Regions from separate parts of the Homo sapiens genome. Here all the other regions are linked to region 3. Evidence: read pairs that join two places in POLR2A ChIA-PET (ENCODE). Cell type or tissue: GM12878. All regions are shown on one strand.

What was found. ChIA-PET counts read pairs that join two places held together with the same protein. Peaks named below come from ENCODE experiments on the same cell type or tissue, not always from the same donor. Only the 100,000 strongest peaks of a DNase experiment are listed, where the experiment ranks them.
Region 1: POLR2A ChIA-PET joins it to region 3 with 6 read pairs; 5 of 35 experiments call an interaction of 5 or more read pairs at or near these places.
Region 2: POLR2A ChIA-PET joins it to region 3 with 5 read pairs; 3 of 35 experiments call an interaction of 5 or more read pairs at or near these places.

The regions. Positions count from the first base shown.
Region 1 is chr1:52,815,370-52,819,369 of GRCh38, forward strand. It overlaps ZYG11B (zyg-11 family member B, cell cycle regulator), which reads left to right. Exons shown (of 14, transcript NM_024646.3): 13 at 1,163-1,260. Among named protein-coding and RNA genes, the nearest start is that of ZYG11A, 25 kb to the right of the region's middle. In GM12878, no CTCF peak of the experiment used is centred here; no DNase peak of the experiment used is centred here.
Region 2 is chr1:52,716,663-52,720,662 of GRCh38, forward strand. No RefSeq gene overlaps it. Among named protein-coding and RNA genes, the nearest start is that of ZYG11B, 7.8 kb to the right of the region's middle. In GM12878, no CTCF peak of the experiment used is centred here; no DNase peak of the experiment used is centred here.
Region 3 is chr1:52,657,509-52,661,508 of GRCh38, forward strand. It overlaps a transcript of SHISAL2A not described here. Among named protein-coding and RNA genes, the nearest start is that of SHISAL2A, 26 kb to the left of the region's middle. In GM12878, no CTCF peak of the experiment used is centred here; a DNase peak (open chromatin) is centred at 2,038.

The DNA.
Region 1 (4,000 bases), 160 kb after region 3:
TACACCTGTAGTCCCACCACTTCGGAAGGCCAAGGCAGGTAGATCACTTGAGCTCAGCCTGAGCAACATAGTGAGACCCCGTCTCTACAAAAAATAAAAAATTAGCCAGTTGTGGTGGCACATCCCTGTAGTCCAAGCTGCTTGGGAGGCTAAGGTGGGAGAATCGCTTGAGCCTGGAAGGTTGAGGCTGCAATGAGTTGAGATCGCCTTACTGCACTCCAGCCTGAGCAACAGAGTGAGACCCTGTCTCAAATAAATAAATAAATGTAAAAATAAATAAATAGGCCGGGCATGGTGGCTCATGCCTGTAATCCCAGCACTTTGGGAGGCCGAGGCGGGCAGATCACGAGGTCAGGAGATCGAGACTATCCTGGCTAACGTGGTGAAACCCCGTCTCTACTAAAAATACAAAAAAATTAGCCGGGCGTGGTGGCAGGCGCCTGTAGTCCCAGCTACTTGGGAGGCTGAGGCAGGAGAATGCCGTGAACCCAGGAGGCGGAGGTTGCAGTGAGCTGAGATCGCGCCACTGCACTCCAGCCTGGGCGACAGAGCGAGACTCCGTATCAAAATAAATAAATAAATAAATAACAAAAATTAAGAAGTGCATACTGGATGCCTAACTCTGTTTGTAATTAGATAACTTGATAATTAAATTACTAATTACCTGAAGTATTTAATTTTTATTCAACTTATTTTTTTTGTTTGGTTCATAAATGCTGATGTTGCCAACATTTTTTTTATTTCTCCAACTTATGTTCCACCTATTTTTATTCAGACCAGTAGAAAATAGAAGGGATAATTATACATCTTTTTCATAGTGTTCTACTAGTTAGTTATCACCTAATTTCTCTATTTCTTAGTTTCCAAACCAAGATCTACTTATCTTCAAATGTGTATCTTTAAGACTAAAAAGTGCTTTTGGAAAAATTTTTTCTCTTTCACTACCATGTTCTAATCACCTTCCATCTTCTGTACTGAGTCATGTCTGAATGCAGTCTTCTCTGAAATGGTTAAGACAAAGAAATGATATTCTATAGCTCATTTATATTAGTCTAAATATAATAGGATAAAATTTTGAAAATGAAAAGTTTAGGAATCACTGCTTTAGGAAATTACGCTAAATATGGGATGTAACTTTGATTCTTTTCTTTTGAACCTTTAGGTCCTTTAATCCATTTTTCCCATTACTTGGCTGTTTCACAACACCAGGAGTTCAGCTATGGGCAGTTTGGGCCATGCAACATGTCTGCAGCAAGAATCGTATGTACCAAAAAAAAAGAACTGTGTTTTTTTTCTTTAAGTGAAATTCTCATTTCCCAGGAAAGATATTTCTAAATTGTGTATTAAAGTGATTTTTAAGAACACTGACTTAAAATGTAAGGCCATCTTAGGTTATAAACTTAAGGTATTCTTTTTTTTTTTTTTTTTTTTTTTTTGAGACGAAGTCTCGCTCTTGTTCCCCAGGCTGGAGTACAGTGGCGCGATCTCGGCTCACTGGAACCTCCGCCTCCTGGGTTCAAGCGATTCTCCTGCCTCAGCCTCCCGAGTAGCTGAGATATCAGGCACCTGCCACCATGCCCGGCTAATTTTTGTATTATTATTATTTTTTTTTAGTAGAGACGGGGTTTCACCATGTTGGCCAGGCTGGTCTCAAACTCCTGACCTCAGGTGATCCGCCCGCCTAAGCCTCCCAAAGTGCTGGGATTACAGGCATAAGCCACTGTGCCCGGCCAACTTAAGGTATTCTTTCAGAATGAGCATGGTGTAACTAGACACTGAATAATAGTGGTGAATGAGACACTGTTCTCACCTCAAGGAATTTAAAGATTAGGAGACTACAGTGAGTCCATTTGTTGAGTAAAAGGTCTTAAGTAGATCCACTGTTTATGGTACATTCCGGTGCCCAATTCTCATTCACCCAAAATTCTGTTGTTCAAGATGTCGCTGCCAGCACCCATGGTTTCTGAAGAAGCAAAGTGTTTGAATCAGGTTCTATATTATTCTTTGAAAGCTACGATGTAACTCTTATTTATTTATTTAGAGACAAGGTCTGTCTCTATCACTGGAGCTGGAGTGCAGTGGCATAGTAACAGCTCACTGCAACCTTGACGTCCAGGCTCAGATGATCCTCCTGCCTCAGCTTGTAGCTAGGACTACAAGTGCACGTCACCATACCTGGCTTTTTTTTGTATTTTTTGTAGAGATGGGGTTTCATCATGTTGGCCAGGCTGGTGTCAAACTCCTAGGCTCGAACGATCTGCCTGCCTCTTCCTCCCAAAGTGCTGGCATTACAGGCGTCAGCCATCAAGCGTGGCCTAATTATTTATTAATATAAACTCATTCCACAAATGATTTGACACAAGAAATACACAGAACCACTTTAATAGTAAAGTGTGTATATATATGTGTATATATATATATATATATATATATATATATATATATATTTTTTTTTTTTTTTTTTTTTTTTTTTTTTTTTTTTTTTTGAGATGGAGTCTCACTTTGTCACCCAGGCTGGAGTGCAGTGGTGCGATCTCGGCTCACCACACCCTCCACCTCCCAGGTTCAAGCGATTCTCTTGCCTCAACCTCCAGAGTAGCTGGGACTATAGGCCTGCACCACCACACCTGGCTAATTTTCGTATTTTTAGTAGAGACAGGGTTTCACCATTTTGGCTGGGCTGATCTTGAACCCCTGACCTCAGGTGATCCACCGACCTCGGCCTCCCAAAGTGCTGGGCTTACAGGTGTGAGCCACTGTGCCTGGCCTACTTTTAGTTTTAATTAGAAGTAAGGAAAAATAATTTTTCAAAAATTATAGGGGCCGGGCATAATGGCTCATCCCTATAATCCCAGCATTTTCTGAAGTTGAGGTGAGTGGATCGCTTGAGCCCGGGAGTTTGAGACCAGCCTGGGCAACATGGCGAAACCTAGTTTCTATAAAAGATGTAAAAGAAATTAGCCAGGTGTTGTGGTGTGCTCCTGTAGTCCCAGCTACTTGGGAGGCTGAGGTGGCAGCATCATCTGAGCCCAGAAAGCAAGGCTGCAGTGAGCTGTGATGGCACCATGCACTCTGGCCTGGGTGACAGAGTGAGACTCTGTCTCAAAAAGAAAAAAAAAAATTCTAGGATAGAGGGAAAATAGTCAAATGTAGACTTGTAGGCCATGCATAGGGATTTTTGTGGCTCTGCTGCAAGTAAAAAGCGACATGGTTCTCCATATAAGAGGGAAACATTCCATATCCTTGTCAGGGGAGATGGGGAGGGGAGAGAATTTTTTATGAGAAGTTAACTATGAATTAAATTTCTTCTATTGGACCTTAATAGGGGACATACTATAAAGGGCCTTATATAGGATATGTGAGAGTTGTTTTTACTAATATCCTTATAGCAGAAGTAGTAACATTTAGTGAGATTTTCGCTTGGGTTTTTTTTTTTTTTTTGGAGACGGAGTCTCACTCTGTTGCCCAGGCTGGAGTGCAGTGACACGATCTCAGCTCACCACAACCTACACCTCCCAGATTCAAGCATTTCTCCTACCTCAGCCTCCCGAGTAACTGGGACTACAGGAACACGCCACCATGCCCAGCTAATTTTTGTATTTTTAGTAGAGGCTGGGTTTCACAATTTTGGCCAGACTGGTCTCGAACTCACCCGCCTTGGCCTCTCAAAGTGCTGGGATTACAGGCATGAGCCACCGCACCCAGCTCCTTCTCTTGTATTGTTTGATGAAAACTCACTGCATACCACAAAAAGGCAATGCAGTAAAAGCTCTTCTGTGTCAGATAAAGAAGAATAATTCAATGAATGGGATGTGACCGAGAAAACTGCCTTGTACCCACCTGAACTCCCACCTGGAGGCTTATCCGGTCCTTCCTACTACATTACCCAGAAGCAGAGTTGTTCACTCATAAATCGAAAACTGCCTCTTTAGCTACATTAAACTGTCTCTGCCCTAAAGTCGTTTTCTTTTTACTGTACCCACAGGTTCTGAGGACTCCC
Region 2 (4,000 bases), 59 kb after region 3:
AGAGTGAGACTTCATCTCAAAAAAAAAAAAAAAAGAAGGCCTGGTTTACATCACTGTACATATATACATACACATATAGGTCCAAGGAGTTTGTTTTCTTTCTGTACCAAACGTTCATTTTGTTGTTCCTTTCAATCAAGATAGGTTGAAAAGATACTTAATTGCTTTTTAATCTACCTTTTTCTTCTCTGGGTATATAAGTTCTGATTCCAGGCTGGCATGGTGGCTCATGCCTGTAATCCCAGCACTTTAGGAGGCTGAGGCGGGTGGATCCCTTGAGGCCAGGAGTTGAAGACCAACCTGGCCAACAGGGTAAAACCCCATCTCTACTAAAAAAACAGAAATTAGCCGGGAGTGGTGGCTCATGCCTGTAATCTCAGTACTTTGGGAGGCTGAGGTGGGCAGATCACTTGAAGTCAGGAGTTTGAGACCAGCCTGGCCAACATGGTGAAACTCCATCTCTACTGAAAATACAAAAAAAGTAGCCGGGTGTGGTGGTGCACACTTATAATCCCAGCTACTCGGGAGGCCAAGGAAGGAGAATCATTTGAATCCAGGAGGTAGAGGTTGCAGTGAGCCAAGATCGCACCACTGTACTCCAGCCTGGGCGACAGAGCAAGATTCCATCTCTAAATAAAATAATAATAATAATTTCTAATTCCATAGTCAGGAGTTCTTACCAGCTCCCCTATGAGGTTTTGGAGCCATCATGTCAAGAGGACTTTCCACGTATACTCGTAATATCTCAGAATTCTTATGGCCCTTGTTAAATATTAGATACTTCCTGTCTACCCTGGAGTCATAGGTGCCTAAATAAATCAAGACTCTAGGGGCCAGGTGCAATGGCTCACGCCTGTAATCTCAACACTTTGGGAGCCGGAGACAGGCAGATCCTTTGAGTCCAGGAGTTCGAGACCAGCCTGGCCAACATGGCAAAACCCCGTCTCTACTAAAAAGACAAAAATTAGCTGGGCATGGTGGTGCATGCCTGTAGTCCCAGATACTCAGGAAGCTGAGGTGGAAGAATGGCTTGAACCCAGGAAGTGGAGGTTGCAGTGAGCTGAGGTCATGCCACTGCTCTCCAGCCCGGGTGACAGAGATTAAGCACAGAGCCAGAATGTTAGAACTGGTGGAGAGCTTGAAGTTCACCCCTCCTGACCACTTACTCCCTCAGGACATTTTACAGATGATCAAACCAAGCCCCTATCCCCAAAGGGAGAGGAAAGATTTGTCCAAGGCCTCAGCATCTCAGGGTGCCAAATGCCTAAAGGTCATCAAATCACACCTCCCCAGTATCAGAGCCAGGGACTAGAATTCAATCCTGACTCCTGGTACAGTGCTCCTTAGTCTTTGTTGTTGTTGTTTGTTTTTTGAGACAGGGTCTCACTCTGTCACCCAGGCTGGAGTGCAGGGGCACGATCTTGGCTCCCTGATTCTAATTAACTCAACAAAAACTAAAAAAAAAAACAACAACTGTACAGACCCTTTTAAAATTAGAACATTAAAAAAAATTTTTTTTTTAAGAAGGAGTTTTGCTCTGTCGCCCAGGCTGGAGTGCAGTGGTGCGATCTCGGCTCACTGCAACCTCCGCCACCCGGGTTCAAGTGATTCTCCTGCCTCAGCCTCCTAAGTAGCTAGGATTACAGGCACCCACCACCACAGCTGGCTAGTTTTTGTATTTTTTAGTAGAGATGGGGTTTAGTAGAGATGTTGGCCATGTTGGCCAGGCTGGTCTCAAACTCCTGACCTCAAGTGATCTGCCTGGCTCCTTGGCCTCCCAAAGTGCTGGGATACAGCCTTGAGCCACTGTGCCCGGCAACAACTTTGTTTTACATTAGCCAAGCATGGTGGTTTGTGCCTGTAGTCTGAGGTACTCGGGAGACTGAGACAGGAGGATTGCTTGAGCCCAAGAGGTTGAGGCTGCAGTGAGCCATGACTGTGCCACTGCACTCCAACCAGGGTGACAGAACAAACCTTGTCTTAAAAAAAAAAATTAGAACATCAATAAAGCCATTTCTCATTGTAAAAATTATTTTTACTTGTAGAATAAGTGACTCTAAATTACTACTTTTAAAATTATTGATTTACTTTAAAAATAGGTTATATATTTTCATGATTAAAAAAAATCAGGTCGGGTGTGGTGGTTCACACCTGTAATCCCAGCCCTTTGGGAGGCTGAGGCAGGTGGATCACTTGAGGTCAGGAGTTTGTGACCAGCCTGGCTAACATGGTGAAACCCTGTCTCTGCTAAAAATACAAAAATTAGGCAGGCGTGGTGTCACGCGCCTATAATCCCAGCTACTCAGGAGGCTGAGGCAGGAGAATTGCCTGAACCCAGGAAGCAGAGGTTGCAGTGAGCCGAGATTGTGCCACTGTGCTCCAGCCTGGGTGACAAAGTGAGACTCTGCCTCAAAAAACAAAAACAAAAACAAAAATTAGCCAGGTGTGGTGGTCGGCACCTGTAGTCTCAGCTACTTGGGAGGCTGTGGCAGGAGAATCACTTGAACCTGTGAGGTAGAGGTTGCAGTGAGTAGAGATTGGGCCACTGCACTCCAACCTGGGCGACAGAACAAGACTGTCTCAAAAAAGTAAAAATAAATAAAAAATAAATAAAAAGATACAAAAGATTATACACTATGAAAATCTTCCTCCTACCTGTCTCTGGCCATCCAGTTTTCTTCATTGCAGAAATGATTTAAGTTTCTGTTAAATTCTTCTGGGGATATTTTATGCATATATAAGCAATTAGGAACGGATATTACTATCATCAGTTCTTACAGGAATATTAGCATGCAATACATTCTATTTAGGGCATTGCTTTTTCACTTAACAGTAGATTTTGAAGCTATTTCCCTATTAGTAGACAAAAAGCTTTCTCATTCCTTTTTAAGGCTGTAGATTATGCATTGTATAACTACACTGTTATTTAACCAGGTCTGTATTAATAAACATTTAAGCCAGGTACAGTGGCTCACGCCCATAATCCCAGTGCTTTGGAAAGCTGAGACAGATGGATTGCTTGAAGCCAGGAGTTTGAGACCAGCCTAGACAACATCAACCAGACCCCGTCTGTACAAAAAGTTAATTTTTTTTTTCATTTTTTCTGCCATGCCTATAGTATCAGCTACTTGGGAAGCTGAGGTGTGAGGATGGCTTGAGCTCCAGAGTTCAAGGATGCAGCGAATGATGATTGGGCCACTGTACTCCAACCTGGGCAATAGAGTGAGACCCTGTCTCTATAAATAAATAAAATAAAAATAAAACATTAAGTTGTTTTCAATCTTTTGCTATTACAAGTAAGGCTTGAGCATGTGTATAAATTAAACTTTTAAAAGTGAAATTGCTGAAATAAAAAAAGGGAAATTGCTGGGTCAAAGGGAACATGCATTCAGACAAGTTATAAATGCCACCGTTAAATTATCCTCCATAGAAGTTATCCCAATTACACTCCCAACAACAAAATATGAGCATACCTGTTCAACATCACCCCTCCTTTCCACACAGTATCTTATCAATCATAGATCTTTGCCAATCTGACAGATGAGAAATGGTAATTTCAAAGAAATTCTAATTTGCCTTTATCTTATTATTATAAGTAAGAGTGAGCATTGAAGAGCCATTTCTATTTCTTTTTCTGTGAACTATCAGTTCACATCTTTTGTGCATTTTTCCCCTTGGGTTTTGTTCTTATTGATTTCAGCTCTGAATACAAATATAAACATTATTCATTTTCCTATATGAAATGCATACATATATACATATAGTCATTTGTTATCTGACTCTACTTATGGTGACTTTTGCCTTACATTTTTTATTTCTACATAGCTGAATTTATCAATCTTTTCTGTTATGGCATCTTGGTTTTGTTTTGTACTTATTTATTTATTTATTGAGACGGAGTTTCCCTCTTTTGCCCAGGCTGGAGTACAGCGGCGCAATCTTGGCTCACTGCAACCTCCGCCTCCCGGTTTCAAGGGATTCTCCTGCCTCAGCCTCTGGA
Region 3 (4,000 bases):
CTCAGGCGTCATTCTATTTCTTAGGTAGATGAAGGAGTGAGTGCTAAGTGAGAGAATGAATAGGGGCAGGGCGCGGCAGTTCACGCCTGTAGTCCTAGAGCTTTGGGAGGACAAGGTGGATGGATCACTTGAGCCCACTTATTCAAGACCAGCTTGGGCAACACAGTGAGACCCAGACTCTACAAAAAATTTAAAAATTAGCCACATGTGGTGGCTTATACCTGTAGTTGCAGCTACTTGGGAGGCTGAAGCAGGAGAATCAGTTGAGCCCTGGAGGTCGAGGCTGCAGTGAGCTATGATCACACCACTGCACTCCAGCCTGGGCAAGACCTCATCACAAAAAAAGAAGAAGAATGAATGAATGAATGAATGGTTATCAGACTGAATACAGGCTCCAGAGGGTGGACTCTGCCACTGTGTGGCCTTGATAAAGTCCCTTGTCTTCCTGAGCCTCAGTCCCCTTGCTGGGTTATTGCAAGTGTTCAATGAGGTGATGGATTTGAACTCACTTCGTAAACATTAAATTACTAGAAGACTTTTTTTTTTTTTGAGACGGAGTTTTGCTCTGTCACTTAGGCTAGAGTGCAATGGCATGATCTCAGCTCAGTGCAACCTCCGCCTTCCGGGTTCAAGTGATCCTCCCACCTCAGCCTCCCAAGTAATTGGGACTACAGGTGTGTGCCACCATGCCTGGCTAATTTTTGTATTTTTAGTGGAGACGGGGTTTCACCATGTTGGCCAGGCTGGTCTTGAACTCCTGACCTCAAGTGATCCGCCTGCCTTGGCCTCCCAAAGTGCTGGGATTACAGATGTGAGCCACCACACCTGGCCTGTTAAAAGACTTTTTAAATGACCAATGGATGATAACATAGTATTCCTGCTAAAAGACTTTTTAAATTACAAATGGACAATAACAGTAAACTATGTAATACTGAACAACTCTGGAGCCAAATGCCTGGTTAAAATCCTGCCCCTGTCACTTACTTGCTAGGTAACCTCTGTGCCTCAGTCCTCTCATCTATATAAGCTGGAATCTTAGTAGTATCTTCTAATAGGGCTTGGGGAAGGACTAAATTACTAAGTCCATGCAAGTACATAGAAAAGTGTTGGCAAATGGAAAGCACTATGTGTTAGCTATTATTATTATTTTTAACATGTCTTATTATTAATCTGATCGCAAAGGAATCTTAGGGCAAGATGCTGACTGTCAGCCCTCCCTCCTGGCTGCTCTCCTAACTTTGGCGATGGCTTTTAGGCTTCGCCTTCGGAATGCAAGACAAGGACTGTGGAGACGCAGCTCAGCAGCCACCAAAAGCAGCTCTTGACATTTCAGACAGTGACATGACCTGCTGCTGGATTTGGCAACAGTGAAAGAGTCACTCTTAGATACCTGTGCCTGAGGCCAGCCAAAGGGTACATGATGGGGTGGCAAGACAGGGTGAGTCACCCACAGAAGTGTTCTAGGCTGGAAGTCAAGAGATTTTGGTTCTGGTCTTGCTTCATTTGTTGTTGTTGGTGGTGGTGGTGGTGGTGGTGTGTGTGTGTGTGTGTGTGCTCTTTTATTTCAGCATTTTTTTTTTGAGACAGTCTCATTCTGTCACCAGGCTGGAGTGCAGTGGAGATCATAGCTCACTGCAACCTCAAACTCCTGACACAAGCAATCCTTCTGCCTCAGCCTCCCAAGCAACTGTGACTACAGGTGCGTGCCACTGTGTCCAGCTAATTTTTAAATTTTTTTTTTATCGAGACGGGTGGTTGCTATGTTGCCTAGGCTAGCCTTGAACGTGTTGGGATTACAGGTGTGAGCCACTGCACCCAGCCTATTTTCAGCACTTAAAACCCAGCACCCTTGTCCATTTACTGCACACTTAGTGGTATCCATTCTATTCTAGGACCTGTGCAGGTTGCCACAAACAAGAGGAATCAGACAGTTCTCACCCTCAAGGGGCTCACATGGAGGACAAGGCAGGCACACAAATGGCCAGGAGGCCCAGTGGTGGCCCTTCATGGGGCTTTAGGGAGGAAGAAATGATGTCTGAGCTGAATCATCAAAGATGACTCAAAGTTTCCAGGTGAGACAGGAACAGAAAACATTATGGTCAGAATACAGCTTGTTCACAATAGTGAGAGCGAGCCAGTGTGGCCCAGGACCTGCAAGTTATTTGTTATAGAAAGAGCTTAGGGTACTTGTATATATGTGGTGGGGCTGGGTGATATTGGGATGTTTAGTCCCTGACGCTCTGTGCGACCCTTCACAGGACGAATTCCTTCTCTGTCCTTGGTATCCTCATCAGAAAAATCCAACTTTTCTCTGAACACTTTCAAGGGAGACTGGGAGGTTTCAGGAAAGAATCTGATAATGCCCTTGCCTTTAGGCTGCTAGCAGTCAGAAGGGGGAGATGCTGTGTGCATTCCAAACGCTAAAGTGGTCATCCGCGGCCTAAGGCAGTGGTTCTCAAACTCGAGGCTGCATCAGAATCAGCTGTGTGGAGGGCTTGTTAAAACACAGAATGCTGGCCTCCTACCCCAGTGTCTGACTCAGTAGGTCAGGAGTAAGTCCCCAGAATTTGCATTTCTAACAAATTCCAGGTGATGCTGATGATGCTGGTCTGAGACCACCCTTTGAGCACAACAGCCTCTGCAAGAACAAAAACAAGCTTTGAGGACTCCGAGCCAGAGAGATGTGGGGGAGACCGCACACTGAGCAAGGCCCTGAAGACCTGGTAGAATTTCCCCAACAGTTGGAGAAAGGGAATGTACATGCTGCTTTTGCTGACCTACACATCCTAGGCCTCATAAAGCCCCTCCCTGCCCCCCAACAGCTCCTCTCCTTTGAATTCAATCAAGGCTCAGAGCCGGCTGTCACTGGGGTTGGCTAGTCTGGGTCCTGCATTAGAAACAAACTGCCCACCCTGTGTGATAGGAGCCCCTCCCCCAGGGCAGCCGCAGTGGGAGGATGCTGGGTGGGCTGATACGCAGACAGAAATAGTCTGAGCTCACCGCTGTTCCCAAGCACACATCGACCGGCAATTATTTCTTGTAAATTGCTTTCCCGGTTATGTTCAGAACATGTGTGTGTGCCTGCCTGAGAACAAACACTCAGAGGGCACAGGGCGGAGGAGCTAGCTGGAGAGTGGGCTTCGGATGGAGGGGAGTGAATCTTCAGCCCAGAATTAGAGAATGTTGAATCTTGGAACTTGGAAACGTTAGAACATTCCACTCCCCTTTACAGCTATCCTGCTAGGTGTTTTTTTCTCAGACGTTCACATTTGTTTGTCCATTCAACATTGATTGACAATGATTTTCTGCCAGAATCTTGGCTAAATGAGGTCCCGATCCCTATCTTCAAGAAGCTCATTGCTACAGGCATTTACAAAAGATCCCTAATCTAGCCAAAGACTTTGGGAAGGCCTCCTGGAGTAAGCAATAACTGGATTAAGTTTAAAGGACCCACTGACAGGTGAAAGGAGGTTTCTGGTACAAGATGAGGAACAGCATTTAAGGCAGAAGGAACAGCATACATGAAGACCTATGGCTAAGAGAGACCATATGGTTCTTTCAGGTAACAATAAGTAGTTCAGTTTGGGTAGACACAAGGTGGGAATGGTGAAAGATGAAGCTGGAAGGGTAGACGAGCCAAGTCCTGAAGCCTTTGCCATATTAAGGGGCTTGGTCTTTATCCCGAGGGCAAAAGGGAGCCACAGGAAAGGGTTTCAAGCATGGAAAGGAACTCGACAACACCTTTTGTGAGCACTTGCTTCCTGTTCTCTGTAACATTGAAGTGAAATTTGCCATTCAGGATCTCTGCCTTTGGGGCCCTTTGGTTGCAGATCCTTCAGAAGTCTAAAGGACAGTGATGTCTCATGTATCCACAAGAAATGACTTGGGCCCTAGACATCTGTCCTCCGGTCAGGGGGAGGCCATTCTACTGCCTGACTGACTCATGACACTGCTCCTCCTGATCTGTGCCTGTTGGCTCAGGGGCCAGGGCACAAGACAG